4 separate regions of the Mus musculus genome follow, and regions 1, 3 and 4 are each linked to region 2. Evidence: chromatin loops called from intact Hi-C (ENCODE). Cell type or tissue: heart. All regions are shown on one strand.

Region 1 (8,000 bases), 150 kb before region 2:
ATCTGGAATATTCCTTGGATTGGGGTTTCCATTTCTTCTTTTGGCTTCACCAGTTCAAAGCTTAGAGACTAAGCATTAACTAACTGAAGCTGAGGTCACACATCCCAGAAATGTTTAACTGAACATTGAGTTAGAACTAATTCAGCTCCTTAAGACAGGATTTGCTTTACGAACTTGGTGGACAGATGTTATCCACTGGAGAGATGCACAGTGGGGATGGAGAAGGAATTCTGAAATCTCCCAGGGGCATTTGTCCTGGGGGTGGAGTCTGAGCAGAAGGGAAACTTGAGGGTGGGGCTGGGGTGAGGTGGGGCTTCAAGTCATCAGTCTTATAGAGAAGCGATGAGAATCCTTCAAAGGGGCTTCCCAATCCTAATGGCAGTGCCCTTGAAAGAGGAGACGATGCAGAACCTCCTCCAAACACATGCCACTCCGCGCTGCCGCACAGAGCTCGCGATGTTGACTTCCAATGTTTCCTCGTTGAGGTTGAAACCGATTCTTGCTATGATTTCAATTTTTAGAAATTTGTTGAGACGTGTGGTTTACCATATAACCTCTCTCGGAGACCATTCAATTCTAAAAAAACGACTTTCTACCCCCCCCCCCCCCACACACACACGTAAAGAGAGAGACATAGACAGACAGACTGACAGAATGGCATTTGCATGTGATAGCAGTGGCTCACCGAGCCAGTTTTTAAGAATTTGGCAACACACCCAGGTTTGAGGAAGCAAAGGACTGTTGCCACTGCTGTGTCTCATGAGGCTTATCTGTGGTAGAGAAACTTCCCAGGGATATCTTAGTCGTGCTGAGCAAGTCATCCTGGTATGGTCCTCGGCGGTACGTTTAGTACCTGTGTAACATTCACACGGAGAGTCAGAGAGCCTGGAGTGAGAATAGGAGTGTGCAGATACGGTTTAAAGAGCAGCCACGACCGCCAAAGAACACAGTGAAGCAAGCAAGATTTTCACACATGTGAGGTGTACTAGGTTGATATAATTAATCGGAATCCCAAGATGAGGAGAGGCATGGGGAGGGGGCAGGAGTGAGTGGAGGACAGAGTGTCGGTTGAAACATGCCTAGCAGTTTCTCCAGCTCCCCAACCCCTGTGGGCCAAAGGTTATGAACTGGGTAATATTTGGTGACAGAAGATAAAAAGATCTAAAAAGAAATTAATTGGTGTTTTTCATTAAAATAAGTTGAAAGAGGAGAGGAGAAGCTGGGAGAAAACTGGCGTGCATTTTTCTTCATTTCCCAGATGTTTCCTGAACGGCAGCTGTGTCCTAGGACTCTGGTGCATGGTGTGTCTCAGACACAGATCTGCTCTCTCTAGTGCCACGGAGTCCATTGATATTGGGGAGAGGCGAAAACCAACAGATTCGGGGGAAAGGACTTAGCGGTGCCGACAGACACACCCCTCGCCATCGTCTTCTTAGTGAAAATGGGGAGTCACATACTGCTGAGAGCAGGGAGCTTCTGAGGCCGCTGTGTGAATTTGAGGCTAGGTTCCTGGACGTGTTGTACCCCGAGCAGTGGGGAATCTCTGCTCCATAAGTAGGTACTGGTCTACCAGCCCACACACCCTCCTAGCCACCCACAGGGCTCATCCTTGAGAGTGCTGTATAGCTAAGCTTACCCTGGGTTTTAATATTTCTCTGCATGGTACATGTGCAGTCAGTGGAGACAGCGTAGGCCGTGGAGTACCCCACAGCTCTCAGCTTGGACTTTGTCATATTTGATTTCTGCCTTGACAGTCATGTAGCCCCATGTGGTACTTGGCTTTCTTCTACTGATACAGGAATTCTGTATATTTAGCTGGCTGCTTAAGATCTTCTCTTGCAGATCAAACTTTCATCTGGAGCTGAGTTTCGGATAGACTCCCAATCCATCCATTTGATCTTCTGCCTTGCTAAATGGGGGCGTTAGCCAAAGGGCTTGAGCTGAAATTTTTGATGGTTCATTTGGTCCCCACCCCATGGCTTATCAGCCCTGCCTTTGAAATCTCGCCCTAACACCACCACACTTCCACAGTCCAACCCTGCCCTCTACTCTCACCCGGACTGTTGATTCTGACACTGCTGCTTTCTACTCCTGGCCCCCCATTTCTTTCTGCATCTCTTCGTCTCTGCTCTGTGTTCATCAACCCAATATACCTCTGTAGTTTCCAGTGCCTCACCATGGCAGCCCACAGGATTCAAATATGCCTGCTCTGCTCTGCACAAACTTTCAATCTCATCCCAGGACTTCCTTCCCTGCTCATCTGCTCCCTTCAGCCACATCTTTCTCCTATTTGTTCTTGATCTTCTGGCCTTTCTTCCTCCTCCTTATCGTCCCATCAAAACAATAGGTGACATCCTCAGAGTAGGGTAATTTGGGAAGGCTCTATTACCAGGCATAGTGCTCCTCCCCTGACCACCCCCACCCCCCCAAGGTTCGCAAGTGAACGATGACTATTTCTCCAGAGCCTCTGGCTGTTGGAGGGTTATTCCTGTGTGGTTTTCAGAAGAAATGCTCTATTGAGTCTCCGAGTTGTTGCACCTGACAACTCTCATTCTGCCCATTTTAAAGGACGTTATTGATTTTGCCAGGAAGACTGCAGGCAACAGTGACACCGACAGCAGCAATGGCACAAACAAGTGGAGCCATACATAGTAGCAGCCATTTCAGAGGCGTGGGGACCTTACTGCCAAGCCTAGAACCTGAACTTGACCTTGGAGTCCATAAAACAGAGGCTGTTGTCTGACCTCCATGTGTACCCCATGGAATGAGAGTGCATGTGCACACACATACACACACATATACACATACATACATACATACATACGTACATCATGCATACATACATATATACAGGCACACATATATACACATAAACATTTACAGACACACTTATGCACACACATACACACACTTATATACACATATACATGCAGACACATATACAGACACATAAACACACACTTACACACATATATACAAACAAACACATATACATACACATACATGCATACTTATATACTTATATACACATATACACTCATACACACATACACACATATACGCACATACACACTTATACTCATACATACAAACATATAAACACACACAAAACACATACATGCACACATCTATACACACATACACATATGCATGCTTATACACATACACACTCATACACATATATACACACACAGACACAAAGAGATACACAGACACACATACACAGACACACAGAGACACACACTAAATAAATAAATGTAACAATGTGTAAGCTTACCTACTATTTCTGGACATTTTCCCATTGTGTTGTCAAACTGTGGCTGGCTGAGGAGCCCCAGCTGTGAAGACAGTTAAACAGGAGGAAGGCAGATTGTAGATGACAAGAAATCAGAAGCAATTCTGTCTTCATGGCTGCTAGAGGCGCACGTGAGACCTATACGGTGGTCTTTGAGAATACCTGTTTTCCAGCTGAGTTGCCTGGTGACCTTTCACCTCTCGTTTCTGCTTACCATCACCTCTGAATTTCTCAGCTGAGTATTTCTGTACCTGGAACTTTAACTTCTTGATGTAATGCCATGTGTTTAGGAATGTTTTAAATGGCCCTGTCATAGAGAAACCTATTTGAGGTACATACCAGCTCCAGAGTCTTCTGTTTCAACTTTCTGATATGAGAGTTCCTTCCCACAGTGGCCCCTTCACGTCCCAAGAGTGAGTTGGGAGGGGACAGTGCTAAGAGCCTGGACCCAGGACTGAAGTCACTCTCAGCAGAGCGGCACACACATCCGGTCCCACTAGGCCTCTTCCGTTGCTCCCTGGGTTCTGCGCACACAGGGTTTCTCCCTGACTTAGCTCTCCCCTCTGGTTCTGGCATTCCGTTAGCGTGTGCTGTTGTAAGTAGAGATCAGTTATGAATGGAATGATGTGTTGGCCAAGAATAGAATGCAGTGCTGACAGAAATGTGCAGAAAGGCTGGCTGCTGCTTCAGAGCTCACTGGTGTCTATCATAGTCCTTTCCTTTATCCAGTTCTTGTCTTTGTTGTGGCTCCAATTTACCTGTAAAACACTCTTTGAGAATAAACAGGTGTGACGGTGGAACACATAAACAGGCTCACGGAAGGTCTAGCTCTGGAACCAGAAATCTGGGCAGCAGGGCGAAGGCAAGAACTTGGCTAAACATGAATCTCTGCTGACCCAGAGTCCTAAAGAGAAAAGTAAAAGACCAGGACTTCCCCTGACTACTGGGCTTTCAACCATTAAACGAAGAACGAGCTGGTCTTTTTGAGGTCATCCTGCCACCTTGTCTCTGCCCCCAGATTGTCCTCTGATCAAAGACCTGATAAGCCAGTGGCTCCCTTTAAAGGGCCTGCAATTTGCAATTCTCTTCCAGGGAAAACAAAACAAAAGAAAAGGAAAATGGTATTGAATAATGAAAACTTCTGTGTCTTTGAATAGGTTAACTTTTCTCCAGGTTGAATTTTGGTGAGAGGGAAAGGGGAGAGTATAAATGACTTCGGTGATTATTATTATTTTTTAAATTATTTGTTTAAAAAATTGAAATAATTTATTGATTACTGTTTGTGCAGTTATTTTTGCCTGCCTGTATGTCTGTGTACCGTATTTGTGTCTAGTACCCACAGAGGTCAGCATAGTATTAGTTCCCCAGAACTGGAGTTACAGGTGGTTTTGAGCTACTGAGTGGATGCTGGAAATGGGACCCAGGTTCTCTGCCAGGGCACCCAGGGCCTCCAACCTGTGAGGCACCTCTCCAGCCCTTCACGGGGTTCATTTAAACTGAGCCCCCTTGAGACTATATTTGTCCTTTTTTTCAATCAGCTTTTGTTTGTTCTCTTTCATTTTTAACTTTTTTCTTCTTTACCAGCTTTGTTTGGATTATTCAAATGAGCTGGCTAGTCATTAAGCTCTTGCTACCAAACCTCGGTAATCCATAGTAGGACATCTTCACCGCTCACTCAAGGCAGCAATCCATGGTAGGACATCCTCACAGCTGACTCAAGGCAGTAATCCATGGTAGGACATCCTCACAGCTGACTCAAGGTTCCTTGAGACCTAGGCTTCTGACTTGCACCCTGTCATTTGCACCTCTTTTATAAGCGGAGGGACACTTCATGGGACAGGGAAATGTGCCTTCTTCCTCCAAAGACAGATGACAAGAGACACAGGTATGGGAGGAATAATGGAAGACTTTCGTCCCACCTCTGACCACAGTTGCCCCCAAGAAGCATACCAGGAGTTAAAGCTATATAAAAGGCTCTTTCTTGTCATTTATCTTTTTCAGGTAATCAGACCAATGGCTTTCTCTGTGGTCCTTCATCCAGCCTTCCTCCTGGCAGTGCTGTCCCTGAGGGCATCCCGAAGCGAAGGTGAGAGACAAGAACACGAGAAGGGAGCACGGAAAGGTGCTCCATCTGGTGCTTTGGAGAACGGTTAAGCAATTTTCCTTCCTCAGAGCTGGTGATTAATTCACATGAGAGGTGGTAAATTTCTGGAAGCCACAATTGCCTCGGGCGTGTCCTCCCTCAACTGATAGCACGTTTAGTAAGTCCACTCCTTAGCCCTGGCTGCCTGCTAGGTGCTCTGCTCATTGGTATGGTCGTGAGCGGACCTGAGACTACAGAGCTTCATGATTGCTCTGTTGGATCTACACCACTGCCAAGGTATTTCCTTCTGAACCTTGCTGCGCAAGATGGAACAGCCCAGACTAGTTCTGGCTGCTGAGTTAGAACAAGTTCCAATGCCCCTTAGCCACACTTTGCTGAGAGCTGTTAAGCTTATAAAATATGGCTAAAAGCAACCGAAGTCTGGAAAGCAGTAGAAACTCTCTTGAGTACAAACAAGGTACTATCTTCAATGCCAAAATCTGTTGACAGAGAAATAATGTTTCTCTCTTAGCTCTCCTCAGCAGACAGTAGTTTGGAATAAATTAACTTTGTAAATGCATACATGAGTGGAAACTTTCTATCAAATGTGTCTGGATACTTTATTACTTTGAACTTTGTTAAACATAGATTCTTGAAAGAGTTTCTGTTGGGTCATAAATTTCCCTGCATTTGTCCATATTATACAAAACTTTACAGTTTTTTCCTTCTTGTACTTATTCATTGCTGTATTTGCTTTTTAACAAAGAGTGCAGATGACCCATCCATGCATGGATTTATGAAAATGACACTTGGAAAGAATATGCATAGAATTACTCGTTTATCTCTTAGAACTACAGGAAAAGTTATATGGGAAAGAGGGAAATTAGTTCTGCTAATAGTTCAAGTTCTGCCTCACATCTTTTACATCTAGGTTTGGTCTTGGCATTTGGGAATATACTATTTTTTCTGGCTTCTTAAATATCAGTTAGTTGAGTTCTTCAACTATATATACCGGGGCTACAAGGTGACTGGGCTCTTGCCCTGTGGCATGTGTAGTTCCCTCGGTCTATCTTGCCTGCTGGAGTCTCAGTTCACTGCAACTGAGCAGAGGCTGAGTGAGCATGGAGGATATTTTGGCCCAGATCAGAGCCCCTGGTTCTGAGACACAAAGTCCTTGCCCTGAGGGACTCCCAAGCATCTACAAAGTTTTGCCACGGCTTGCTCACCCAGCAGAGTCTCACGATGTGACCTGACTGTTCATGGCACATCTTCTCCATGTGAAACATACTGCTCTCAGATCGGTCTCTGGGGCTCTGTTTCTGTTGTTTAGCTCAAACACATTTCCCTCATTTCCTGGCAACCACTTTCCCATTTCTGCTTCCAACTTTCTTTACAAAACAGGACTTCCTGGGTAGGTCTTCCTTTTCACCTCAACTGCGGGGACTCCTTTCTATTTCTGCTGCCTACTATATCCCCACACAAACTACTGGGCTTACCACTTATTCGGCTAGCCAGGCTCAGGTCGGAGACTGTATTTCAGATAACCTGACTTGACTTTTTCCAAGCATACATATGTAAGACCCTTCAGTTAACCCTGGCCATGTTTCCATCAGGCTGGAAGACTTGACTTGATGTATTTTTCTGTCTTTGGGATATATATATATATATATATATATATATATATATATAAATAAAACAATTGTAAGTAAGTGGTGAATTTTAAATTATTTTTACATTCACTTAGCATGTGTGTGGTGTGTGTGTACACCCATACACTGATGTACCTGCATATACATGTCAAAGTTAACGTGTGGAGGTCAGAAGACAGGCTGTGGGAGTTGGTTCTCTTCTCCCAAAGTGTAGGTTTCAGGGATGGAAACTCAACCTTGTTTGGCTTAGCAGCAATTCCCTTTAAACACAGAGCCATCTTGCTTTCCTCTGTTACACATTCTAACAAAGGTTAAGTCATGATCTGAAGAGCAAAACATTATTACGTGTGTGTGTGTGTGTGTGTGTGTGTGTGTGTGTGTGTGTGTGTGTACAAATACAATGATCTTATCTCCCTTCCAGGAAACTTTTTTAAAAAATTTAAGCAATTAGGTAGGGTAAATGTTTCCTTTTGATGATAAAAGCTCTTGGCATCCCACTGTTTTAAACACTGTTACATGGTATCTCCTTCTGGGAATTCACCACATATTATTTCCTCCAGTAGTATTAGGGCTGGTCAGAGAAACTTTATGGGAAAAGTGGGAGGCTGTCTGTGACTAAGCCCATGTTTGAGTCCCCAGATGATCTCTTTAGCCACACTCCAGTTTCATGGAATGAGAGCTGCCCTGGGAACCAGAAGGCCTAGGTCTAGTCTGGTGTATATAGCTTTGGCACAGTCCTCCACCTCCACATTTAAGCTCAACTAGCTGCTCTGAAAAAAATCAGGGGGTTGGATTTACTAATCTCCATGGTCCCTAAGATCTCTGGCTTCACCTTGGAGTTTTCTCTCTTCCCTCCATCCCTCCCCACTCCCACATTTGAGTAACTAATGTTACTCAAATCCCTGAGTCATTCCACACATGCTGATAACATATGTCAACTTAAGGAACTTCCCTCTTGCTGAAGCAACATAAG
Region 2 (8,000 bases):
AAAGAAGTATTTGGGTATTTGGACTTTCTTTTAAAAAAAACACATTTTGGTATGAAATACAGGGAGTATTTAATGGTGTCAGAAGCAAACTGGGGACTTTCACAAATTAAGTAGAGTAGGCTTCTGAACAAAACTGAAAGCAAGAATTACTAACAAATTAACTCTAAGATTTACTAAATAGACTCCTAGATCAAAATTAATCCGTCAACAATTTCTAATACAGGCATTCTGTATGAGCCACAGTAACAACACCAGTACCAAAACCAAAGGCCCCAAGCCCTCGCCCAGGAGAATCAGAACACAAGTCAATCACCAAACTAAAAGCTTTCTGGTGTTAAAGAAAACAATTCTAGGGCTCACAAACTGTAATCTCACATCTTACCCTAAGTACATACAACAAACTATACTTTGGGTTAAACTTAGCTGGTAATCTTTGAGACAGGTCTTCCAGAGCCCAGGCTGGCCTCCAATTCCCAGTTCTGTGTCAACCTCCTAAGTGCTGATACTAGCAAAAACATGTTATCACTAAATACTCCATTTCAGATATACCTGATAAATAAAGTAGATCATCTCCAAAACAAACTCTAATTCGTTGAATACATATGTGTAACAGTCAATGATTTGGGGCTTGGGGAAACCAGTCAGAGAACTGCTTGCCAAAAGCGAGAGGCCCTGAGTTCAAAACCCAGAGCCCAAGTAAAAGAGCTAGGTGTGGGGCATATATTTTGTTCCCAGCACCGAGGAGCCAAAGGCAACAAGCAGATCCTATTCACGGGTCAGCCGTCTAGCCTAACTGACAAGGTCCAGGCCACTGAGGAGTTACTGATACCTAGGTGGCCCTCTGGCTTCTATACACACATGCACACATGTGCCTCTGCACCTGTACACGGACGTGCACACACAACCACCTGACATCCTTCATAAATTAGGATTTAAAGATTCCAAATTCCCAATGTAGGCAAGCAGCTAACACTAAATATTGCTTACAAGTGATAAGACATAATTCATACTGAGTAATTAAGAACTACCTTCCTTTACCTTTCACTAACACTTTAAAGTTGTTTGGTTGGTTTGTTTGTTTGTTTTTTTTTCCAAGTTGGAGAAACCAGAAGGTAAGCAAGGTCAAATAACTTGTCCCAAGTCCCCCAATACTGCTGTCCCTGAGAGTACAATGCAGAACTATCTGACTTGACAGTCAGTGCTGTGATATGCATGGATGTCCCTTTTACAAATCACTATGACCACGGTTGTCCACCTACACAGCAGACTTCACAAAACAATCTGCACACTGCCTTAGCATGATGTGAAACAAAAATCTGGTGGCTCAAACTTTACATTTTTCCGTACTGGAATCTAATCTACAAGCAGCTGCAACCCATCTGCGCCGTGGGTCTCAAATCATTACTAAAGTTCAATTCCTCGTGGACTTTCTTCATGTGTGATCCACATGCCTTCAAACAATGAAATGTTTGTTCAAGTAACACTTTCTCTAATCAACTGTCTCCCTATATATGAATCTAACTCCTAACTTTTTCCTTCTAAGCTTCCTTATGATTGAGGCCTACAGTTCTCCTGTAACCTCTCTCTGTTGTGCATTGCTTTTGCAATCAGGTCAACTGGCTGTGAATACTTATTTGCAACACTAGTACGTTTTATCCCGGCAAGCAAACATAACATTGTCTAAGCATTTTACGTAACCCTAGAAACAGCTGCTCATCACATAGCCGTTTAAGTCAAGTCTTAGAGAACTGATGATTTTCAATCGTACCCACTGATTTGTCTTCCCGAGTTCCTATTGAAGTGAGGCAAGTTTCATATAAGCTTGTATATAAGCTTTTCTACCATCCCAAATTCTGACAGCCTCCACAAAAATATATAAAGAAGATTAACAAAATCCCACATCTGAACAGGTTTATACTGTAGGTACTAGGCTCTAGTTAACCAAGAGGTATCTTCACACAGTTTCTCCGTTACCAATTAAATCAGTGGCGAACTACATGGTTAGAAAAGCACGATGCAAAATCTCAGGTCTGAATTATGATACTCAGAACCGCTGTCTGGAAAACCTACTTTGTATACATTTTTCAGGTATATATTAAGTTTACAAATTTGAAAAAAAAAAACAACTAAAGCTTGACCTTTTTTCTATAGTGTTTCTGAAAGCTGGTTAATGGTAAGAGTGTTCCAGATCACTGATGTAGTCGCCATCTCTAGGACTGACACACCACTGCACTGGATCTTTAAAGAGGTTCCCCTTTGAAAGGGCTCCTTTACTCAAAACAGCTTCCTAAACTATCAGAACCAAATGCTAAACAACAAACACGTGTTCATGAAACTAAATCAAAACTAGTCTTTCAGTCTACACAGAAGGATTCTTACAATACAAAAACCGAAACAGAACTGAATTACGCAGTCAATACAGAGATGGGTCCCCCAAATCCCACATCCACCAAATAACTTTATACGACGGTCACTACATACAGGGTGGGTGGGGGAACCAAATTCATGTCGTATATACAATGTTTACGACTGTTCTTGTCTTGTTTTAACGTCCTAAGGTGTTTCACGGATCTCAAAAAGTGATTCCGTAACAGCAGAACTAGTTAAGTTACACTCCACTCCAGCGCTGTGGAGTCGGACCGTCCGGAATCTGTAGACCCAACTCCTGTTTAAGGAGGCAGAGAACGGACTGATGCTTCGGCGAGATACTGGGAGATGAAACACCAGCCCGGGGGCCGGTGACCGAAGCAAGAAAATACCGATCGTTCGCCGGGTGCGGTTCTTAAAAACAAAACACACGCGGGGCTCGCCCTGCTGGGAAAGGTGTAAACAAACCCAGCTCTCCTCCACTGCAGCCACAAGGTACACAATGAAGCGGCGGCCGAGTGAGGGGGCGGGCGGTCTCCAGCCAACTACAGCCCCAGCGGGCCCGGGAGACGGGAAGCGAGCAGCAGGGAGCTGCGGCGTGAACCAGACACTTAGCAGTCATCACGGGCTCTCCGGGTTCTCAAAAAGCTGCGGGGACCCCCCCCACCCCACCCAAGAGGATCCCACGGGCAGGGAAGAGCAGTCCCGCAGTGAGCAAGAAGCCGGCAGGGTCCAGCATCTGCTCTTGGGGGGAACGGGGAGGGCAGGATGTGGTCGCTCTTCCCACAAACATCCTCCAGCAACCTAAATAACAACCTCTACCTTGCTCCCCCACCCACCCCGTCCAAGGCCGCCCCCGGGATCCGGAGGTGGGGGGACCCGGGAGCGGACGGAGGGGGGACACACACGCGACCGAGCCGGCCGGGGAGCTCCGCAGCCGCCCGAGGCCCCGGAGCGGGCTCAGCCCCCCGGGCAACCCGGGCCACCCGGGCGCGGGGCAGGGGGATGGGCGCGGGCTCGGCCCCTCGCTGCCCCGCGCGGCTCGCCTGCCAGCCCGCCCGCCCGGCTGCCCGCGCCTCCCCGGCGGCCGCGGCGGCCCGCGTTACCTCGGGTCAGATCGAGCGGGACGTTCTCCTCGCCGCTGTCATTCCGCCCTGTGCGAGACAAGACACACAACCCCAGTTAGAATCCATCGCAGGCCGGCGGCGCCCGACGCCCCGCTCGTCTTCCCCGTCCAACCTCACCCCACCCCATCCCCAGGCCCGGAGCAAAGCCGAGCGCCGCGACCCGTGACCCGCACCGGGTGAGGCGAGCGAGGGCGGCGAGCGGGCTTACCTCGTATTCGGAGGTTCTTCAGAGAGCGGCCGCGGCCGATCGCCGCCATATTGACGGGTTTCAGTCACAACACCGGAAACCTCGCCCGATCGCGCGAGAACCCCCTTCCCCTCCCCGCGCGCCGTTCCCGCCCCCTCCGCCCCCCTCCCGCGGCAGCGCCCCCGCCCCTCGGCACGGAGGCTCGCCCGCGGGCGCCGAGCAACGCGCCGCCGCCTGTGCCGACCCGCATTGGGCGGTGGGATGCGACCCCCGGCGGGGGGACACGGGCAGGGCGTCGGGGCGCAGGCGTGGTGGGAGGCGCAGTTCCCACGGGGGGGGGGGGCGCCCATTGATGTGGCCCGGGACTCTGGGCGCGCGCGCGGCGGAGGTCGGGATGCGGGCGGGCCACCTGCTGGCCCGCCCCGCCGCACTCCCCGCGTGGCTTTAAAGCCCGTTTCCTTACTCATCGGCTAAAATTGTTACCATTATTTTTATTATTATTATTAAAAGAGAGGGTGGGGTCCGGGAAAAAGGCGCGCGGCGCACAGTTAGGAATGTCGCTTTGATCCTTTTCCCAGAACCGCGGCGCCCCGAGTGAACACGTAACAAAGTTTGTTTTCCACCCACGCTCTGACCATTGAGCTAAGCGGCTTCGCGCTTGATCACAGGCAAAGCCGCTCGCCGCCGCCGCCGAGAGCTGGGCGGCAGGGCGGAGGTTTGCTTTCGGTCCGCCGGGCATCCGACGTGCAAGGAGTGCAGAAAGCGGGCGTGCAGGGCGCTCGCCCGAGCGCGGGACTCTTTCCCCGGCGCGCGCCAGCGCCTGGAGGCCCGGGACAGGGTTTCCTCTCCCGGAGCCCGGGGAGGAGGCTGGGCGCCTCGTCCTGGCTTTCTGTTACTCCTACATCACTGGCTGATGCCGATGTCGAGGATCGATGTTTTTAATGCGGACTAGTCACAAGGATTAGTTTACGGGTTTCTAGAAGCGGGTTAGTACGCACTCATTTGGCCCTTAACCCAGCAACTCTCTTAAGCTAGATTACTTTAATGAGAGGATATTTTGTCTCCTCCTATTCCTCACCTCTCTCTTCCAGACTTAAAAGTCCAAAGTGGAGATCTTGCCTTAACCACTTAGTTTTTAGTACAGACGTCAAAAACGAGTATCTGTTAGTGTAAACCTTCAGCTCCTTTTGTTCTAATAATGTTCTAAATAATAATAATGTTCTCACTAAAAAAAAAAAAAAAAAAGCAAACCAAAACCTCTCTAAAATCAAAAAGAAAAATAAAAAAATATTAGAAAGACTCTCCGTGTTAATAATAGTGAGCAATTGTAGACTTGAAAGCCCAAAGGTAGAAATTATGCAAATGTAATTTAAAATGACTTTGTTGATCCAGTATATTAACAGAGTGGTATTAAGTAAGCAATTACAGATTTCCTTTACTCATAAATGCTTGAAATACATATAAAATTCAAATGGTTCATTATAAAATACTTTTACAAGCATTATATAAGGAAAAAAATCCAAGATGTGTATCTGAATGTAAACTACTATTCCCCTTTCAATTGTGGGATCATGCCTGCATATTTTCTTCTTGCTTGGTCACCTACAACCAATAGTTGTGGTTGGACTTTTAACCAATAGTCGATCTATGACAGTTGTAGAAGCAACAAAAGTTTTTAAAAGAAAAATAAAGAAACACCAGGAAAATAAACTTGAATTGCTGCTCTCTTGGGGTACTACCCCATATCTCAGGATGAAGTCTGCATTCTGGCATCTGCTGCCCTGTTGCACTTAGCTTTAAGGATCTAACACAATTACAGTGCTTTAAAGAAATATTCCCTGACACTATCAGCACAAGCCTTGATAAACAACAAAATTGCTTCCTTTTTATATAGCTTCCAAGTCTCTATGGAAGTTATTTATTCTATTTCCTGCCTTAGATGAAGACCACAAAGCTGGAGGTCTGGCCAGAACATGAAAAAGTTTATCTTTCATCCCTCCACACATCACAATCACTAAAAACAAAATAAATTAGTAGAAATCTGTCCATAAAATGCTAGCAGATTGTCAAATGGTCCTTCTGGTGCTAATGTCCATCCTCGCCTGTTTTAAGTCATTTCCTAGCCTGATGTAAGTTCCTTTAAGTTCCAGGCTTTCTTTAAAGTGAGTACAATTGACTGACTTTAAGTTAGTAGAGGAACTTGCGAGTCTTTCATCTTCATAACTGTGTGTCCTTATTTGAAGACCACTATTTATTTATTCCATCTCTTCCAGGAGGGGGAAAACACACATCATTTTCAATCTAGCCATCATTGTTTGTTTTCTTCCGTTTCTATTTCAGGGAATTGGGTTCTCCACATTTGCTCTTAAAGTGGGTGGCTTTCTGACCAAAAGAACAAAAGACACTCATCTAGGGATGAGGACTTTAGACATAATAAACATTGTACAGTATGCAAAGTTATGCTTGAGTTTTAAATGATGTCAATCATAATTGGCCCCAGAACACAAGATACTTATTAAGAAAAACATAAATAAAAAGCCTGGTTATTTTCTGTGATGTGATGTGTGTTACAAATCTCCCTTGAGACCCGTCCTCCCCTCATTTGTTTTCGCCTGCCCAGAAGACTTGCTTCTCTAATTTGATTGTGGCTCTAACCTAGCCACTGTGGATATGACTTCCTCTTCTTAGTTCTCATTTCCCAGTCAGCTTTCAGTTACTGTGTCAATGAATCTTTTTTTTCTAATACTAGTCATTGATAAAAAAAAAGTTACGTGAGAGGGAGTCCAAGAGCACACCTCTGACTGACAGCTCAGTTGGCTTTGCAGATGCCATGACTTCAGTGCTGGTCGCCAGCTGCTTCAATCCCCCGTCCTGCTACACACAGTTGATAATCCTGAAACTGTATTTTATCAGTTCGAGGCACAGCTGTAATGTTGAACAGAAACAAAAGCCTCCTTGCCAAAGTCTTGGTTCCCTTTAGTCTATCTGCCTTGCTACATAGGCCAAATGGAGATAAAACAAACTGAAAACCACAAGGTTCGGGGAGACCTTCTCTTGGTAACTTGTCTTTGTCATCAAGCCACACATTTACTACCTAGATAAAGGCCATTAAAATGACAGACGATGGAGTCAGTGAGACCGATGATACCACCCTTCTCCCACTGGAATGTGAAGTTCCATCTTTGATCACATCAAAACAAAGTTAGATTTAAGGAGGATTTAAGCACTTTGAGGATTTCTTTACATTTTGTTCTGTCCAAAAATAATTATTTGAGTTTTATTTTAAATAATTTTGTAAGGTATAAAGGCCCCTGCATAAATAGTTTTAAATGAAGAATAAACTTATGCTAATGAAAGAGAAATATCTGTACATTCATAACAGCATCCAGAAGCATGTATGCTATGGTATCAGTTGTGGTTTGGGGCTGTTAGAAATGTGAGTGATGTGTTTCCTTGTTTTTCTCAGTTTATTTTAAAAAACAAAATTTTAGTTGGATAATCTTTTGTAAGGAAAACTAGAGAAATTTTCCTGGCTATTTTAAAGTCAAATCACAAATACTTGTATATAATACTAATTTTGTAATCACTGAACATATCAAAATTATTTTTGTATCACTGTTATTAAAAGGGAAAAGAGTCAAATATGTATCACAATGCATACATATATTTACCATTTTATTAAGTTAAAACATAAAGATGAAATAAAAATATTAAAAGTCACTGCTTTACTAGTGGAAGAGATAGTAATTATAGAACCAAGATATGCTTAATTTTTTCCTGTATTTCTTATTGAATCTTGTGATATAGCAATTCAAAAGTCTGCTTCTAGAAACACAAATTAATAAAAATAAAATCTCACAACAATTAAAGCAAATAGCGAGGAACCACACCACTGCCTTCAGTTTTTAAACTTCTATCCTACAGTTCCATTAAGACTGACCAAGATTTGAAAAATTAATTTTACTAATAAATGTCCATTTTTTTTACCACTTTCCCCAGAAAACTAGAAGATAGAACATTTAGAAAATTTCAGTGAAAACTAACAACATGCTTTCGGAACAATTCACCTGAAAGATGCTTACACAGATAGGAAAATTCTATTTCCAACTTTTGAAAAAATGAAAATATAAAAATCTGTGTGGCCGTACTTAAATTTTAATCGTTTTTAGAAGGAAAAATCACAGCACTGTGAAACTGAAATGTTCTTGCCTTACCCCACGTCTGTTGAAAGTCATGATGTGCTCAGTTATTGACACCACGTTTTTCCCAGAGGAGAAAGAGAACGTTTTAAGAATCTGGTGGGTAGCATGCCTTGGGGA
Region 3 (8,000 bases), 79 kb before region 2:
CGCCTTACAGAGACTTGAAGTGCCAGGGCGGGGGTTGGGGGAGTGGATAGTCAGGGAGGCCCCCAGACTCAGAGAACGGGAGGGGGTGGGAGGAACGGTTGTAGGAGGGGGTGACTGGGAGAGGAACAGTGAACAGGATGTAAAGTGAGGAAGTAAAAAGTAAAATAAAAAATTTTAAAATATGCTTTACTTTTTAGTTGACTGAATTATTTTGGCTTAGTGTTTAAATTTAAACCGCAGAGTTTAGTGCAGCTAATTTTTAGTGTTATCTAACTGAAAAGAGCATTTCACTTTTAAGGTAAGAAGTCTCAGTAAAACGAGCAGCACCATTACCTGCTCCATCATGGGAAAACATTCTTGCACCTCGGTCATCTGGTGGAGGCACGTGCTTTGATTGAAAATAAGGAACATCCTTTATCTAAAACGCATACAAATCATGATCAGTTTCATCACACAAAGAAATTCATTATGAATATTAAGAAAATTAAAGGAAATGCAACAGAAACAGAATTACTGTAGCATATAAATCTAGAAAGCAAAGTTTACTAACGATGATTAAAATTACCAAAATATAACCAAACACCGGTCTCTTAACCATGGTCCTGGTGAATTAAGTGGGTATTCAAATACTTTATTGTTTATCTAAAGCACCTAGAGGCTGGGCACGGTTCCAGTGAGTTAAGGGTGCTTGCTGTAAAGTATGAGTTTCAATATCCACATGCACATAAATGCTAGGTGTGTTCACATCTATGTGCTCGTCAAACACGGGCAAGAAGGATGGAGACAGAATGACTGGGAGGGCTTGCTGGCTGCCCGCCTAGCTCCAGATTCTAGGAGCAATCCTGTGTCAAGTGAGTAGGGCAAAGTACTAAGCAGGATGACCAACAAGTTTCTCTGTCTACTGCAAGCATGTGGAACTACACGCATATATGCACCACAGTACACATACTTCTACTGTACACACAAAGAAAAATAGACCGAAGAAATAATAAAACAGCCACCTAAGAAACAATGTATTCTCCGGTACTATTACATGCAACTAGAAACTGTCCTATCTCATGGGAGCAGGGCTACTGTCCGTGGGCACAATAACTGGCTGCTGGAGAAAAGGGATCAGAGACTACAACACATGAGTCAGACAGCGTGCTGCTCTAGAGACTGCAGCCTGACTAGAATACAGAGCAGCTCAGAGTGTGGACTTAACAGTTTTAGATGAAAAATCACCTCCAAAACCTATTAGTGTAATCCACTATAAATTACAACTTCTAATAAGAAGCTACAGAACATTAAAAAACAAAACAAAACAAAACAAGAAGCCAGCTCATAGAAAACAGGAGCACTTTGGATACCTGGAAGATGTCATTGATGTCTACTGGAAGAGCAAGTCCAATGTAGTCATCGGAACCTCCATATGTAGCACTGGACACCATAGACCTAACTGAGGAGGAGCGCTGGAGGGTATTGTGATTAATAGGACTTAGTAAATCTTCTTTATCTAATGACGCATAACTTAAAGCTTTCATAAACCTGTAACATCACAAAAGAAACCTTGTATTAGCGTCTTCACTTACACTGGTAAGTGTATTAAAAAACGACAACAACAAAACCCCAATTGACACTATCATCAAGGCAGGCAGTCTGCCAGGAGCGGACCACCTGTATCTACTGTGAGCACATCAGCACTAACATCAGCTGCTACGTATCAACCATGGGGCCAGCAGTAATGCTCAGTGCTGCCAAAAGAACAACTGTTATGGCCCCAGGAAAAGATGAGAAGGGAGGCAAAGAGAATAATGTCCATATTTAGAAGAAAACAAAACTAACTTACAGACAAGTACAGTCAAAGACTGCCTTTACACGCAGAGAGATGCTGGACTTGCTATACTGTGTAGCTAAAGATGTATCTACTAACACTAAGTAATGCATTGTTGGAAAGTAAGACTAGTTGCTTATCGATCCTGTGTGCTAATTAACGCTTTCATCATCATGTAAGGAGTCTGTAACACACAAGGTACACACACCGTGGTACAATCCTTCCTCTCTCTCATTTGTAAATAGTACAAGGGACATCTCACAGCCCACTGGTCCGCCCTTACAGGCACAGAAGACTCTATAACCACGGCATGTGGACACCTCCCTAAGTTAAACTCTGTCACACTCATTACTATTCATGCAACAGACACAGTTCACTCTGTGTATACCTTGTTAAATATATGAAACACTATTCGAAGTCTCACATTAATAACTGGAAAACCAAGTCTTAAAAAATGTACAAATGTAAATCAAAGGATTATTTCACACAAAACACACAAAGAAATATGTGTTTGAAATAGTAGCCATTAAGATTATAGAAGCAAAGTAATTCCTAATCTCCAAAAAAGTACTCGCTTCTGATGTTTATGAATTTTGTGAAAGAGGTAACATGAGTCTCTTCACTTTCCAATTCTATTTCAAGCAGCTGTAGCTCCATTTTGAACTGCATTGTTTATTGGATTTGTATAGCTATCCTTCAGGAAGAAAAAAAATGTCCTGCTTAGAAAGTTAACATTGTAAAAGTTTAACCCACGGATCTAGCCGAGTGTCCAGTAGGCCAGCTCAGAGCCGCAGCCAGCCTAACGCAGCAGCTCTAGCCCTCCATGCGTGCCTCGTGGCCGTGTTCCACACTCCCGAGGATGGCAGAGGCAGAGACTCCCAGTTACAACAACCATTACTGCACATTTTTATTAAGAGGGGACACAATTCACTATCTGCTGCCAGGACCTTCTTTATTAAAAATGCTACCTAAAAGTCAGAAATGAGACTGATCTTTTACAGCAGTAACTCCCAATTCTGACAGTGAGCATACCCTGTAAATGAGGGCTCACTCTCTCATTTTACTACCTGACACCTAGCAGTCTGCTTAGAGAAATATAAACCATTTAAACGGACATAATTCAACTACGAGAATTCCCAACAACAAACAGGTGTGGAACTTTTTATAACTGTCAAGTTTCAAAGTGTATCATGGTAAAAAACAAACTTAAACTATACTGTTAATAGCTTGATATACCCTAAATATGGAATATTTAATATATAATTAGAAACTCTTGCTTAGTCTTGAGGACCCAGGAATTCATTTAGTGTTTATTAGGTTCCTTTTTAATTATGTGTACTTAATGCAAAATAATTGACCTGAAGTTTTCAGCTATTTTAACAACTAGTAAGAGGTCACCGTTTGGAGCTTTACCTCGACCTACCTGAAAAGGCTGTTTGTTACTGTAGGTCTTAAGCTCCTGACTCCCCCGACATGCTTCTTTTTAAAATCGATCCTTGCAGAAGCGAGAAATAAATAAGAAAAGCTTGTGACTGTGTAACCTTGCAAACCATGTTTATTTTCAGGGCCTAATGGACCTTATTTTCCCCCCTCGCAGCTGCAAGAATCCATTTCAAATGCTATCAGGTAACGAGGAGCTCTCAGCCTACTGAGGTAAGTGGGTCAGTTCTGAGACTTGGTTTCTGTGGTGCTCAAGCTGACTAGTGTCTTACATTTCAATCTGTTAGAACACGCTGACTCATCTCTCAGTGCATACTGCTCACCTGCTTGGCGTCAGTCTGGATTCAAAGCTGTTGGCCTTCATGGTGATGGTGTCGGTAAAAAGCACATCTTTTGCCGGCGACGCCAAAGCTTCCGAGTGAGACAAGGACGGGTGCATTCTTTGCTGCTGTAACCTTTTCAATGTAGCATAGCCAAAGGCATCTCTAGAGCTTGTGTAGCTGAAGTTGCAATCTGCTAGACTTTTTATTGTTGCAATGGAGGGCGCTTTAAGGGACTGGGCTCTTCTAGGAAGGGTGTGAGAAGAACCTGGTGGCACCAGGGACACTGAGTTCGATTTGGAGAGAGACAGATGGTTAGACTGTGGTGTCAAATAGTGGCTCGTCTTAACAGTTTTAGTACTTACCACGGTACTCAGACTTCCACAGTCCGTGTCCATAGCTGTGGGGTCGACAGCGACTGTCTCTCGGGAGGGGCTCGAGCTCATGGAGCTGATGCCACTCGTCGTAGTGTCCGTGTTAAAGCTCTGGCTGCGGATCTTGATGTGGGAGCTTGCTGAGCCTTCCACAACCAACCTTTCTCGGCTTGTGTTTTCTCTGTGAGTCTCGGTACCAAAACTCTTGGGGAATTTGAGGTCATTCTCTCCAATACTTGGAGTGCTGCCCGCGTCTTCAAGGTGCTTATTCCCAACGAAGGAAGGCTCTAGCTGTAATGATTTCTGTGCTGAGGAGCTTGTGAAGTCTTCGCTGTGATTCAAGTCAACACTGGGCTCCGTAAGTGTTCTGATTCGCCGGTTGCTTGTCTTATTTTCAGATGACAGTTTTCCTCCTTTTGGATCACTGCTACTGCGGTGTTTTTTAGTAGGCAAAGTAAGTGAATTTAAGATACGATTCTTTACAAGTTTGCTGGAGCCAAAAAAGGGAAATGAATTTTTATCTTTTATGGGTCCAGGTCGGTCATAAAATGCTGGCTCAGCATCTTCATTGATGTCAAGGAAAAATGTGCTGGTGGAGGTGCTGCCGAAGCGGTCGTCCTCCAGCATGAACATGCCTGCAAGTCAACAATGGGCTGTCAGTCACCACAGTGCTGAGGGCTACCACACTGTCTAACCAGGCACGGGGACGGGGATTAGTTAATAAAACTGCTTCCCTGAAGCTCAGAGTTAGGATGTGAATGAAAAAAGATCGTATCATGGTGAGGATCTACGAAGAAATCTGCAGTGCTCATCCCAGTGCAGAGTATATGAGGTTCCTATTCCTAGGGATTGTTCCAAATAGTCAAGATAGAGAAAAAGAGCCCTTGAGCACGGACGCTCTTTCTGTTAGACAGAAGCGGCATGGCTTCTTTACATTACAGTGGCAGGAGACACTCACCTTAGAAGAAATGAGTTCCCTAACCCTGAAATATACTTCATCCCTCCACATCCGAGTTAGTCACAGACGGCTTCAACTAACCAGAGACCAAAAATATTCATAGAAAGGTGCTTATATTAAACATGTTCATGTGCCTTTCTTGTTATTATTTCTTAAGCAATTAAGACCAGAACTTAACATTGAGCACTCAGATCGGGCATTATAGAGGATGTAAAGACGATAGAAAGTATGTAGGAGATTTGTATCAGAATCAGTTCTGGTACTGAGGTGGGGGCCTGGGATCTCTCACAGATATTCAAGGATAACTAAACTTACAGAGAATAAAGGCACACTTGCAAGCGTCACACTTAAACCAACTATGTTCACTGTCCATTTTGCCTTATATGCTATTCTTAGTGTCTACCCGTAAGAGATCAGTTAATGTAGGTGTCTGTCCTACATTAATGGTACCTGTAAGATTTATTTTATTTGTAACTGTCCTGTTGAGTAATTATTAAGGACTTTAAATATACTTTGGGGAAAAAAAAGAAAGAAAGTAAAATCCTAAATAAGCTCACACATTACACTGTTTTTCCAAATTTTGCAACTCTAAGATACATCTTTTTATATGGAATTTCTCAGGAATAAATCATGTAACAAAGAGTATGGAGAAGTGTAATGGGCAAGATGTATTTCTTTTTCTTGTTGGAATACGAACATTAGTACATCTTATAATTCAAGTTATCAAAGACTTGGGGTGAAATACGGTTCAAAAAATGTATGATTATCTTTATGTTTTGAGATATGATTTTATACTGCAGTCCATCTGGCCTCAAGTTCACTATGAGCTCCAACTAGTGTTGACAATCTTTGAGCTTCAGGTTTAAGTGCTGGGGCTAAAAAGGTGTACTTGCAGATCCAACCTCTCTCCTTCCTTTCCTTACTTGTGTTGTACCAAACACAAACCTCATCTAGCTGTCCAAGTTGGTCTTGGACTTATCCTGTAGCTTAGAAAGGCCTCGTGATCTTCCAGCATGAGCATCCTGAGGCATGTGCGAACAGGACTAGTTTGTGTTATCTAATTTGTTGCTACTGGTGTTGTTTTAAGACAGGGTTTCTCTGTGTAACAGCCCTAGCTGTCCTGGAACTTGCTTTGTAAACCAGGCTGGCATGTAAAACATGGAGATTCACCTGCCTCTTTCCCCATCCCGCCCCCCAAGTGCTAGGATTAAAGTGTGTGCCACCTTGCTCACTTGTGTTATGATCTTAGAGCAAAGAAATATGCCTATACTTTTGTACAACTCATAGCATCAACACAGACTCTGAATCCATAGTCTGCTTCACAAATCATTTATTTCTGACATGCTATCTTTTTAAGAATCTACCAATTTCCTTTCTTCTCTCTAGTTTTGAGAATTAAACCCAGAGCTTTTCAGAAAATAGTCAAGTGTTCTACTACTCAGCAATACCTGTGGCTCCCCACACTTGTTTAACATCTATGATTTATGATCATCTCTGATTACAAAATTCCTAAAGCTATCTCAAAAGCAAGGGAGAGAACAGGCTAGCTGGTAGTTACTGCTATGAAAAGAAGTGCAGCTTCTAACAGGGTCTAACCATCAAGATACTACTTTTGAAAATGGTAGTGTTGGATCTGGGTATGACTACATGTCGTCTGTATCCTAGCACTCAAGAGATGGAGGCATGAATATCAGGAAGCCAACACCATCCTTGGCTGTTCAGCACGTTCCAGGTCATACAAGACTCTTGCCCCCCAACAGCCCAAAGTCTAGTTAGAAAAGAGAAATGTAAACTCAAGATGGTAATGAATACATTGAAGCTGTGAGATCACAAATAAAAACTCCAACCCAGATTCTGGGGTTGACTTGACGTGAGCCATCACGGTACTCACTTGATGGTGCAGACTCACTCTCACTGTTATGTCTAGAGCTGGTCGACTCAGAGTTCAAGCTGAGGGTGCTTGGGACAGATGAGAGCTCATTGCAGAGCTGCTCCACATCATCTGGAACCACTGGCCATAGATGCTTGCGACTGTGCCTTACAGAATCCCAGCTGTGACATTTCAAAATATCACAGCCTTGCTTGGTTTTAGCTATGAGCCCAAGAACATATACACAGGTCCTGCATGTAAAAATATGTGGTAAAAACAGTTTATAATTCCAAGGTAAGATTTCTTAAATAGCCATAAAAGGGTACTGTATGGGTATTTATATTTTCCTTAAAAAGACATTTAAAAATTGTTCAGTTTGTGATTAAAACAAAAAGGTCAGGTAACAAGGCCATAGACTAGCACATTGAAATCGACAATTAAGAACCATAAAACTCTGCCTTACATTTATTTCTAAGTACGAATATGTTCACTAGAAAAACTTCAAGAATGTGACATACCCTCGGATGGAAAGGACCTCACACTGTTTTGCAAGTTTTAGTATATCTGGGATCACATTTTCTTCCTGTAGCAAATTAAGCCCCCAATTCGATGAGCCAATATTTCCCTAAAAGAAATATCAAATATTTATAAGACTAATATTTTGAAGAAACCTTAAAATCTACCAAGAAATATATTTAAATCTAACGGGGGGGGGGGGGGAGTCCATTTAAAAAAAAAAGAACCAACCCAAAACTTAATAAATAAGATGTGCTAGGAGTAAGCAATTATATTTTAGAAGAAAAACAAAGGCACTAATAGTTTAATCTAACATCTATTTCTTATGCATACAGATAATCTTTAAATTGGTAGGAACAATCCTGGTCTTTAAAATATTAATCTAAGAAAAAGTTCAAGGTAAAGTAATTTTAACTTATTTAGTATTAGTGGAAGAAACCTAAAAAACAAAACCCATAAGCACTGGAAAGACCAGAACTGTTTACTACAGACCAAGGCCCAAAGAGAGGCTTTCAGCTTCTTAATGTCTTCCCATTTGTCCAAGTCTGGAGTGCGAACATTGTGACAGAGCTCTGTGATGATACTCTGGAGAGAGAAGGAAGTACCATGTGAGCATCTTAGGCTTATCTTAGACTGGACCCTGGCACAAGACAGCAAAGGTGCTCTCCCGTCATTTCTGCTCACTTAGAACTGCAGGAGTAACTTAGCA
Region 4 (8,000 bases), 170 kb before region 2:
CAGAAGAGGGCATCAGATCTCATTACGGATGGTTGTGAGCCACCATGTGGTTACTGGGATTTGAACTCAGGACCTTTGGAAGAGCAGTCAGTGCTCTTCCAAACCACTGAGCCATCTCTCCAACCCCAGGGAGAATCTTGAACCACATCTCCGCACAATTACTCACACTCCAAGTCATCACTGGCTCCTCAGAGGTGACCCTGGCTCCATATTATTTGTGTGAAATGTGTGTGTGTGTGTGTGTGTGTGTGTGTGTGTGAGGTCATCTGCACATAAGTGACCACTGATGTCATAAAGGATCATGGTCATTTAGGAAACTGGGAAGGAAGAGGCAAATGTCAGTCATGGGAAGGATCCTGTGACCCATCAAGTTCTTGTGGACAAGTGAGAATGAGCAACCCCACAAGGTAACAGAGCAATGAGAATTGGGTATGATGGCATGCATGCCTTTAGCCTCAGCAGAGGCAGGTGGGTCTCTGAGTTCAAGGCCAACCTCATCTACCAAGTGAGTTCCAGTACAGTCAGGGCTACACAGGTGAAACTCTGTCTCGAAGAGACAATGGACAATGACACTGGAAAAGCAGGGAGGGCTTCCTTATAGAAATCAGAAGGCAGCCAGAGAGCCAAGGATGGGGTCTGAGAGAAGGATAACATCTGTGTTCCTGCCGTACAGTTATATCAGCACCAAGCAAGGATGGAGATTTCAACCTTCAGCTTAATAAGCCACTGGCAGTTTTCATCTTTTTGTCCGGGTTATTTTCCGGCCACTTTTAAAAACTAACCTTTGGCATGCAACCTGTGAGAGAGTATCCTAGGCTGACCCAGCAGCACAAATGTGACAGCATTTAACCTCAGAAGCCTGTCCTCCCACATCTCTGGAGGCCAGGAGAGTGAGGCCAAGCAGTTATTGGCGTAAGCTCCTTCTCAGCGGCTCACAGGACAAACTCTTACCTGCCTCTCTCCCAGCTTCTGCTGGGTGTCAGCAGTCCTTGCCCTGTGTGAGATAAAATAGGTTCAGAGTCTGTCTTCACAGGCGTACAGTGTTCATTCATCCTGGCGGTTCATGCCCAGATGCACATCTCCTTATAAACACGGCCATCCCTGTGTTAGCCCACGGGGACCTCTTCTTCATTCAATTAACCCCGAGAGACCACTGTTTCCAATTATGGTCCCTCCCATGCTGGCCTTTGGTGAGAATTGGGGAGGATTGCACTCATGTGTCCACAGCCACTCGGATGTTGAATAAAGGAACACATATAAGAAGTTAGAATGGGACAAAAGTAAATGAATTAATGAACTAAATGAAGTCACTACTTTTTTTTTTTTTGGACAAGCTATCATGTAGACCAGGCTGACCTGGAGCCTACAGAGATCTGTCTGTCTCTCAAGTATTGGGATTAAAAGCATGCCCTGCAGGGGAATGACATTTGAAATATAAATAAAGAAAATATCCCATAAAAGAAAAAAAAATAAAAGCATGCCCCGCTACTACATTTTGACATAGTCTTTTCCAACAATACTATTAATAGGAGTCTAAATTAAGTGGATATTCATCCAAAGAACTCAACCAGAGAAGTTCTTGTACATCCATGTTTATTCCAGCACTGTTCATGGTGGCTGAGCTAGAGAGCCAACACAGACGCTCAACAGTCAAACTTTTTTCCTGACACATAGAAAAAAATCATATTACTTATAGGACAATGAATGAAATGAAGATAATATCACTAAGCAAATTAAGCCAATATCAGGGAGAAAAATATCACCAGGTTTTTTTCCCCTTATTTGCGGTTCCTAGATTTCATATAGATACATAAGGTTATGCAATCAGGTATGACACTGAAGTGGAATTAGAACTGGCTTGGGGGACACTGGTGGACAGAGAAAGCGGGGGAGATCCGCGGGAGAATACATTCTATATACATGCACGGAAACCAAGAGAATTCGCTCTGCATACATGCATGGAAACCAAAGGCCGTATTAACCCGATGCAGGAAACACCTTGCTCAACTGACACACCCGCACACCATTTTCACAGATAAATAGAATCAAAAAGCCTTTTTAATGGGTGAGAACTTGGCTCCACACTGCTCCCGCGGCTGTTCGCACGGCCACACTAATGGGCTCATTTAAAATAAGTAATAATGGCTATGGCAAAGGAGCACACATTATTTACTAGACACGATGTGCCTTTTTCTAATTCTCTTCAAATATTTGCTGTGTGCTCCAGTCTTTCAGGCACCATTAGGTATTAGGTATTTAGAGGAGTACTATCTTTAATAATAATAATAATAATAATAATAATAATAATAATAATAAAAGATCCTTCCCTGAATTGTCATTAGGGAGGAAGAAAAAGCATACACAGACACGAAAGTAAGGCGTTGTAACTAATATTTCTGACATTGTTTTGAGGTGTCCCAATACCCCAGTTACTTATTCTAAGACTGATTTGTGGATCCGCAAGTTCTGATCTATAGCCATTTCCCTCAGTCTCCTTCCATTTGTGACTTGTAGGTAGTTTCCAAATGTGAACTGAACTATAGCTTGGAGCAAGGTATAGTGTGCAAGTGGGCGGTTCTCCAGGCTTCTTGGCCTGGCGACTGGTGGGAACTTGTTGCCACACCTCCTGTGGCGATAGTTTTGTGCCAGTTCCCAAAGACGACGTGGCTGTGGACATTTTACCATGCAGCCATAAAGAGAGGTCAAAAATGTCTTTCAAGTGCCCGGTTAGTAAAGATCTGATGGCGTTCTAAGGAGAGAAAGGAACTTGGATCTTCGTGGACAAAGAATTCAGGTCTGTAGCTGAAGGAGGCGTGGCCACACAGGGCGTTTCCAGGTCCTGTAGAGGAAGCACAGTTCATAGATCTCTGTTCTAACACGTCTGTCTTGCTCTGAACGCCGAAAGTCAACTCGATCACAAGTTTGATCCAACAGTTTGACATTTCAGGTAATTTTCAGACGGAGCGCTGGGGTTGGATCTCCCAAGCAACACAATTGGCTCTGTGCAGGACACCTGGCACGGGGCACTGGGTCGCAGCTCGTCCCCTCTCCCTCCAGGAACAACGATGCTCAAGGACCAGCTTTTCCTCCCAGGCCTCTCCCACTTCCCTTCTCACCGGTGCTGCCCGCCCGGTCCCGGGAACCGCGCCCGTCGCAGGGTCCCGATCGTTCCCCCCTACATCCCCTTGGGACCAGGAGCAAATTCCTGTGGGTCCCAGGAGTGCCAAAAGTGCTCAGCGAGACGGGAAATTGCAACAGTACTTGGCCCCTCGGCCCTCCCCCGGCGCTTTCCCGTAACTCCCGCCCCTGGACACTTGCCCCGTAGTTGATTCATAGCTGGGGCGCGGGGCCGCCTCCACACGCCTGGACAGACGTCCGCGCCCGTTCCCCTGTGAGGCCGAGGACCGGCAAGGCTCCGGAGCAGGTCGCCAGGCGGGTGAGTACGGGACCCGTGTGCCCGCGCTGCCGCCTCCATCCACTTTCCGACGGGCGAGCCGAGAGCTTTGCTGCCCCGCGCCTCTGCCCTGTCCTGCGTTAGTTTTTGCCTCCCGAGACTGCACTCTCAGGAGCCGCAAGAGGTTGTGCCAGAAAAGTGCCACCTAATTGGTGGGCAACTCTAAAAGACTAGATACTCTCAGCGTGCACGTCGCTGGGACACCAGTCCAGGCCTGCTTTGAGGTTCACCGTCCCCTGGCCTCTCACTCAAGCAGCTGGGGAAACACTTGCTGAGTTAGAACTCCCATTTGGGCCAATTTGGTTTCTCTCACAATACCCCGTGGGAGTGGGAGTTGATGGTTTCCCCCAGCCTCTTGCTTTCCAGTCCTTAACTCCCACCCGTCCCTGTCATTTCTCCGGGACTAGGTGCTTCCCTCTCCACTCAGAGAAGAGCACCCCACAGCCTTGGGGGCAGAGCTTCTATGCGGGTGGGGAGAGCAGGTACCACCTCTCGAGCTGCTTGAACGGAAGTGTCACCACTAACAGGCAAGGATGCGCATAGGGGTCAGTGTCTCTGAGAGTAGGCACCAGTGAGATGCTGAAACGGGAGCGTGAATACAGGTTCCCTGTAACAGTTCTTGACGGGCCGCTTGTTCACACACTCTTCATCTTCCCTGCCTGCCTTGTGAGTGACCAAGGGCACAGATATAGGGATTACTTTCAGACGGACAGATGCTACCTGCCTGCAGGACATGGTGAAAGCGCTTTGCGATCAAGCTGTTTTTCAGCTCAGGACTCGTGGACGTGAGGATGGATGTAAGCAAAGCAGACAGAATTGAAAGTGGAAGCTAGGTGCAGACCAAAGGCATTCTGCTTTTGAGAGGTGGTGGTGGTGGTGGATGTCGGGGGAGACCGTGTGTGTGTGTGTGTGTGTGTGTGTGTGTGTCTGTGTGTCTGTGTGTCTGTGTGTCTGTGTGTCTGTGTGTCTGTGTGTCTGTGTGTGTGTGTCTGTGTCTCTCTGTGTGTGTGTCTCTGTGTGTGTGTCTCTGTGTGTGTGTCTCTGTGTGTGTGTGTGTGTGTGTGTCTGTGTCTCTCTGTGTGTGTGTGTGTGTGTCTGTGTGTGTGTGTCTCTGTGTGTGTGTGTGTGTGTGTCTGTGTCTCTCTGTGTGTGTGTGTGTGTGTCTGTGTGTGTGTGTCTCTGTGTGTGTGTGTGTGTGTGTGTCTGTCTGTGTGTGTGTGTCTGTGTGTCTGTCTGTGTTTGTGTGTGTGTGTCTGTCTGTGTGTGTGTGTGTCTGTCTGTCTGTGTGTGTGTCTCTGTGTGTGTGTGTGTGTGTCTGTGTCTGTGTCTCTCTCTGTGTGTCTGTGTGTGTGTGTGTCTGTGTGTGTGTGTCTGTGTGTGTGTCTGTGTCTGTGTGTGTGTGTGTGTGTGTGTGTCTGTGTCTGTCTGTGTGTCTGTCTGTGTGTCTCTGTGTGTGTGTCTGTCTGTCTGTGTGTGTGTCTGTCTGTCTGTTTGTGTGTCTGTGTGTGTGTGTGTGTGTGTGTGTGTGTGTGTGTGTGTGAGGGGGCAGGTCTGGAGGGGCAGCGATATCCCCAATAGGTCCTAACCCTGATGTAAACAGACTTGGAACGGGTTCAGGTTACCTTTTACATCTTAGTTTCAGTTTTCTTGTTTACACAACAATACAGTTTCCTATAACTTTTGACCAGGAACTGTGTGCTTCATTTTAAGCGACTTTATGGCAAATAGTTAGATGACAGACTGGAGACTTCACTTCCTTGTCTCATAGCCTCTCTGCTATTCTTCCAATACTAGGTTTTTTTCCGGAGTGGGGCTGAGGTCTCTGTACTGCTCTGTTTTGCCTGGGATGAGTCACAGGAGTTCCCCAGTTGACCTGTGTTTGAGAATCATCCTTGGTCTTTTTCAACCACACCTACATCTGACACCTCCTGGGAATATCTCAGCACAGTGAGAGATGTTCCCAGGCTAGGAAGGTCGACTACTTTCACTGCTGGGTACAGCTAGGTCAATGCCACCACTGGCCTCTTTGGGGCTCTTGAGTCCCGTTCTGTCTCTTGTCTGTTTTTCATCAAAGGCAGAGAGAATGTGAGAGAATGGGCCTGGTGCTAAGTGTCCAGAGGAACTTAAGCCACAAGAGCACTCACTGTGGATGGCTTTCCCTGTCTCCTCTTCATCTGCACAGCCCAGAGTCTACCTGTTCCTATCCCCCACCCCACCCTCCACCCCATCCTCTCCTGCCTGGGGACCCCATCTCCAGTGCACAGGAAGTCCGTGGGTGTTGATGTTTTTGTTTTCCTTCGTCCCGGGAAAAGAACCGAGTCTGGCACACTGGTACAGTTCTGGAAGAGTGGCTGTCCACCATTGTGCCGGTGTCAAGGTTGGTGTTTTCCCCGTGGGAACTGGGCTGAATGTTTACAGACGCTGAAAGGAAATCAGAGTGTGCACTCTCGGGCTCGTTTATGGGAACAGTAGGTTTGGCCCTCTTCTCTGGACAGGAAACCTTTCCTAGAGAGGGGAGAATAAAAAACAAAACAAACAGCACACAGTGAGATGGAGCCAAAGCACACAGCATTTCCTCATCTTTCTTGAGAAGACCCCTCCCTAAAACAAACTTTCTTGTCCCTCCCTACCTGTAGCTGACCCTGGCTTCACAGTCTTCCTTCCTCCACACTTTATTCTCTGGCTTCCCAGGTCTTGCTTACCTTAGATTATCTTTGAACTGGGTTGCTTTGAAGTAACCCAAACAACAACTCTCCTTACTCTAACAGTGGAGAAGTGGCTGCAGCAAGAGCCTTTCCTCACGGCTGTTACCAGTCTGAAGTGGACAGGCAGTAGTAGAGTGTATTATTTCTCTCTGTTGTGACAAATGATGGAGAAAAAGCAACAAAAGAGAAGAAACGTTGCTTTTGGCTCATGGTTTGGGAGATTATAGTCCACCATGAGACAGCTGGTCACGGTGTGTTGGCAATTAGGGAGGAGAGGAGGTGAATGTTGTTGCCCAGACAGCCTCTCTCCCCATCCCGCTCCCCATTTCCATCCCGTAGGAGATGCAGCCCTATGTAGGGATAGTGCTGTGACACCCTGAAAGACTCATCCAGAGATGTGTCTCCTGAGTGATTCTGAACTCAGTCAAGCTGGCAATGCAGATTAACTATCATGACTTGACCACTCACCAACTTGACACCCTAACATCACTTCTAAGTCATAACGTGATAAATATCACTCTAAGATACTTTTATTTATAATGATTTGAAGGACATATCTACAAGTTTTTCAAGTATGTCTACATATGTAAATTTCCTAACTGTAGTGTGGCGCTTCCTGCTTTACAGCCCAGGTTGGAGAGCTTTTCCCACACCTGTGCATGATATTTTGCCAAGGGTTTCCTGCTAACCTTAAGCAAGATAAAATTTATTTACCCTCTCCCTTAGTGATGGCTGTTTTGCTTTGAAAACATATTTAAGATTAACAACAATGCCTCAGGGAAGATACTGCATTCATCTTTGCTCTCAACTATGAATATTGCTGTGGAGTCGAACCCCAGGAGAGCTGTTTTGAGGGCAAGCATCTTACAGCACACCTCTGCTTCATAGATCAGTGCACATGTCAACATGTGAAGTTTGGATACTCCTTACCAGGACAAACACAAATAGATGTGTTTTCAAACTTGGGAATGGATGAGACAAGGCAGCATTTTATTTTACATTTTGTTACTTAGTATTCCAATTTACTATTTCTACATATTTATGAACCATCTGTGTCCTATGACGACTAGGTCACACCTTTACTCAGTCTTATATTGAGCTGTTTCCTCTCAGTCTTTAAAAAATTGGTTACCTTTATTTATTGATTTATGGGTGGGGAGGTTGTTTATGCTACAGTGGACAGGTAGAGGCGAAAGGAAAGCTTTGGGGAATTGGTGCTCTCCTTCCTCCATGTGGGACCTAGGTAGATACCTGTAGTCACGGAGCTATCTGTCCGGCTCGGGGTTTTTCTAATTTTATGCACTGTAGAAACTCGGCCCTGTCTCAGATCATAATACTCCGTGTGCAGCAGACAATGCAACGACTTCTACCACAAAGCTGCCTCTTCTCATTTTTCTTTAATCGTGGGACGAGACACATATCACAGCAGTTACCATCTTAACCACCGTACGTATAAAGCTCGCTGCCATCTAGGGTGTCCACAGCTCTCCAGCACCCCGTTCCCGAGCCGAACCGGAAATGGAACCACAAGTTTGAGGCATGAAATAGTCACTTTCTTCCCTCCTGTTCTCTGCATCAGCCAATCCTCTCTGTGTTCTTAGCTGGACCGATGAAGGGCTCTCATAGGAGTGCAGTCACGCGGCATTTGTGTGTCTATGTCTGTCTCATTTCGTGTCACACTTTTTAAAACCCCACTGTAGCAGCTATTGGTCTTCTCCGTGATTCTGAGGCCGGCAGCACTTCACTGTCTATCTATCTCCTTCCTCATGCGCTGCTGTGGTGACGATCCTCTGCTACACAGAAACTGTAGGTACTGGCGTTATCAGTACTTTTCGTGATTT

Evidence for each region. A loop is a pair of places that touch in the nucleus more often than their neighbours do. Peaks named below come from ENCODE experiments on the same cell type or tissue, not always from the same donor. Only the 100,000 strongest peaks of a DNase experiment are listed, where the experiment ranks them.
Region 1: it touches region 2 in a loop (4-fold over the local background); 4 of 42 quality-filtered maps call a loop at or near these places.
Region 3: it touches region 2 in a loop (2.1-fold over the local background); 2 of 42 quality-filtered maps call a loop at or near these places.
Region 4: a loop joins it to region 2, with 2.6 times the contacts of the local background. A loop is called at or near these places in 6 of 42 quality-filtered maps.

What each region holds. Positions count from the first base shown.
Region 1 is chr15:6,857,674-6,865,673 of GRCm38, reverse strand. Osmr (oncostatin M receptor) reads left to right here. Exons shown (of 18, transcript NM_011019.3): 2 at 5,297-5,381. The coding sequence starts at 5,309. Among named protein-coding and RNA genes, the nearest start is that of Osmr, 13 kb to the left of the region's middle. In heart, a CTCF peak has its summit at 3,374; a DNase peak (open chromatin) is centred at 3,843; H3K4me3 peaks cover 1,069 bases; H3K27ac peaks cover 2,020 bases.
Region 2 is chr15:6,704,154-6,712,153 of GRCm38, reverse strand. It overlaps Rictor (RPTOR independent companion of MTOR, complex 2), which reads right to left and starts at 3,773. Exons shown (of 38, transcript NM_030168.3): 1 at 3,703-3,773; 2 at 3,474-3,521. The coding sequence starts at 3,751. In heart, a CTCF peak has its summit at 4,191; DNase peaks (open chromatin) are centred at 2,863, 3,723, 4,033 and 4,393; H3K4me3 peaks cover 2,957 bases; H3K27ac peaks cover 2,281 bases.
Region 3 is chr15:6,782,958-6,790,957 of GRCm38, reverse strand. It overlaps Rictor (RPTOR independent companion of MTOR, complex 2), which reads right to left. Exons shown (of 38, transcript NM_030168.3): 28 at 7,784-7,876; 29 at 7,294-7,400; 30 at 6,797-7,026; 31 at 3,577-4,582; 32 at 1,350-1,527; 33 at 334-418. Among named protein-coding and RNA genes, the nearest start is that of Rictor, 79 kb to the right of the region's middle. In heart, no CTCF peak of the experiment used is centred here; no DNase peak of the experiment used is centred here.
Region 4 is chr15:6,869,637-6,877,636 of GRCm38, reverse strand. It overlaps Osmr (oncostatin M receptor), which reads left to right and starts at 3,324. Exons shown (of 18, transcript NM_011019.3): 1 at 3,324-3,436. In heart, no CTCF peak of the experiment used is centred here; DNase peaks (open chromatin) are centred at 3,256, 3,886 and 5,766; H3K4me3 peaks cover 1,912 bases; H3K27ac peaks cover 1,018 bases.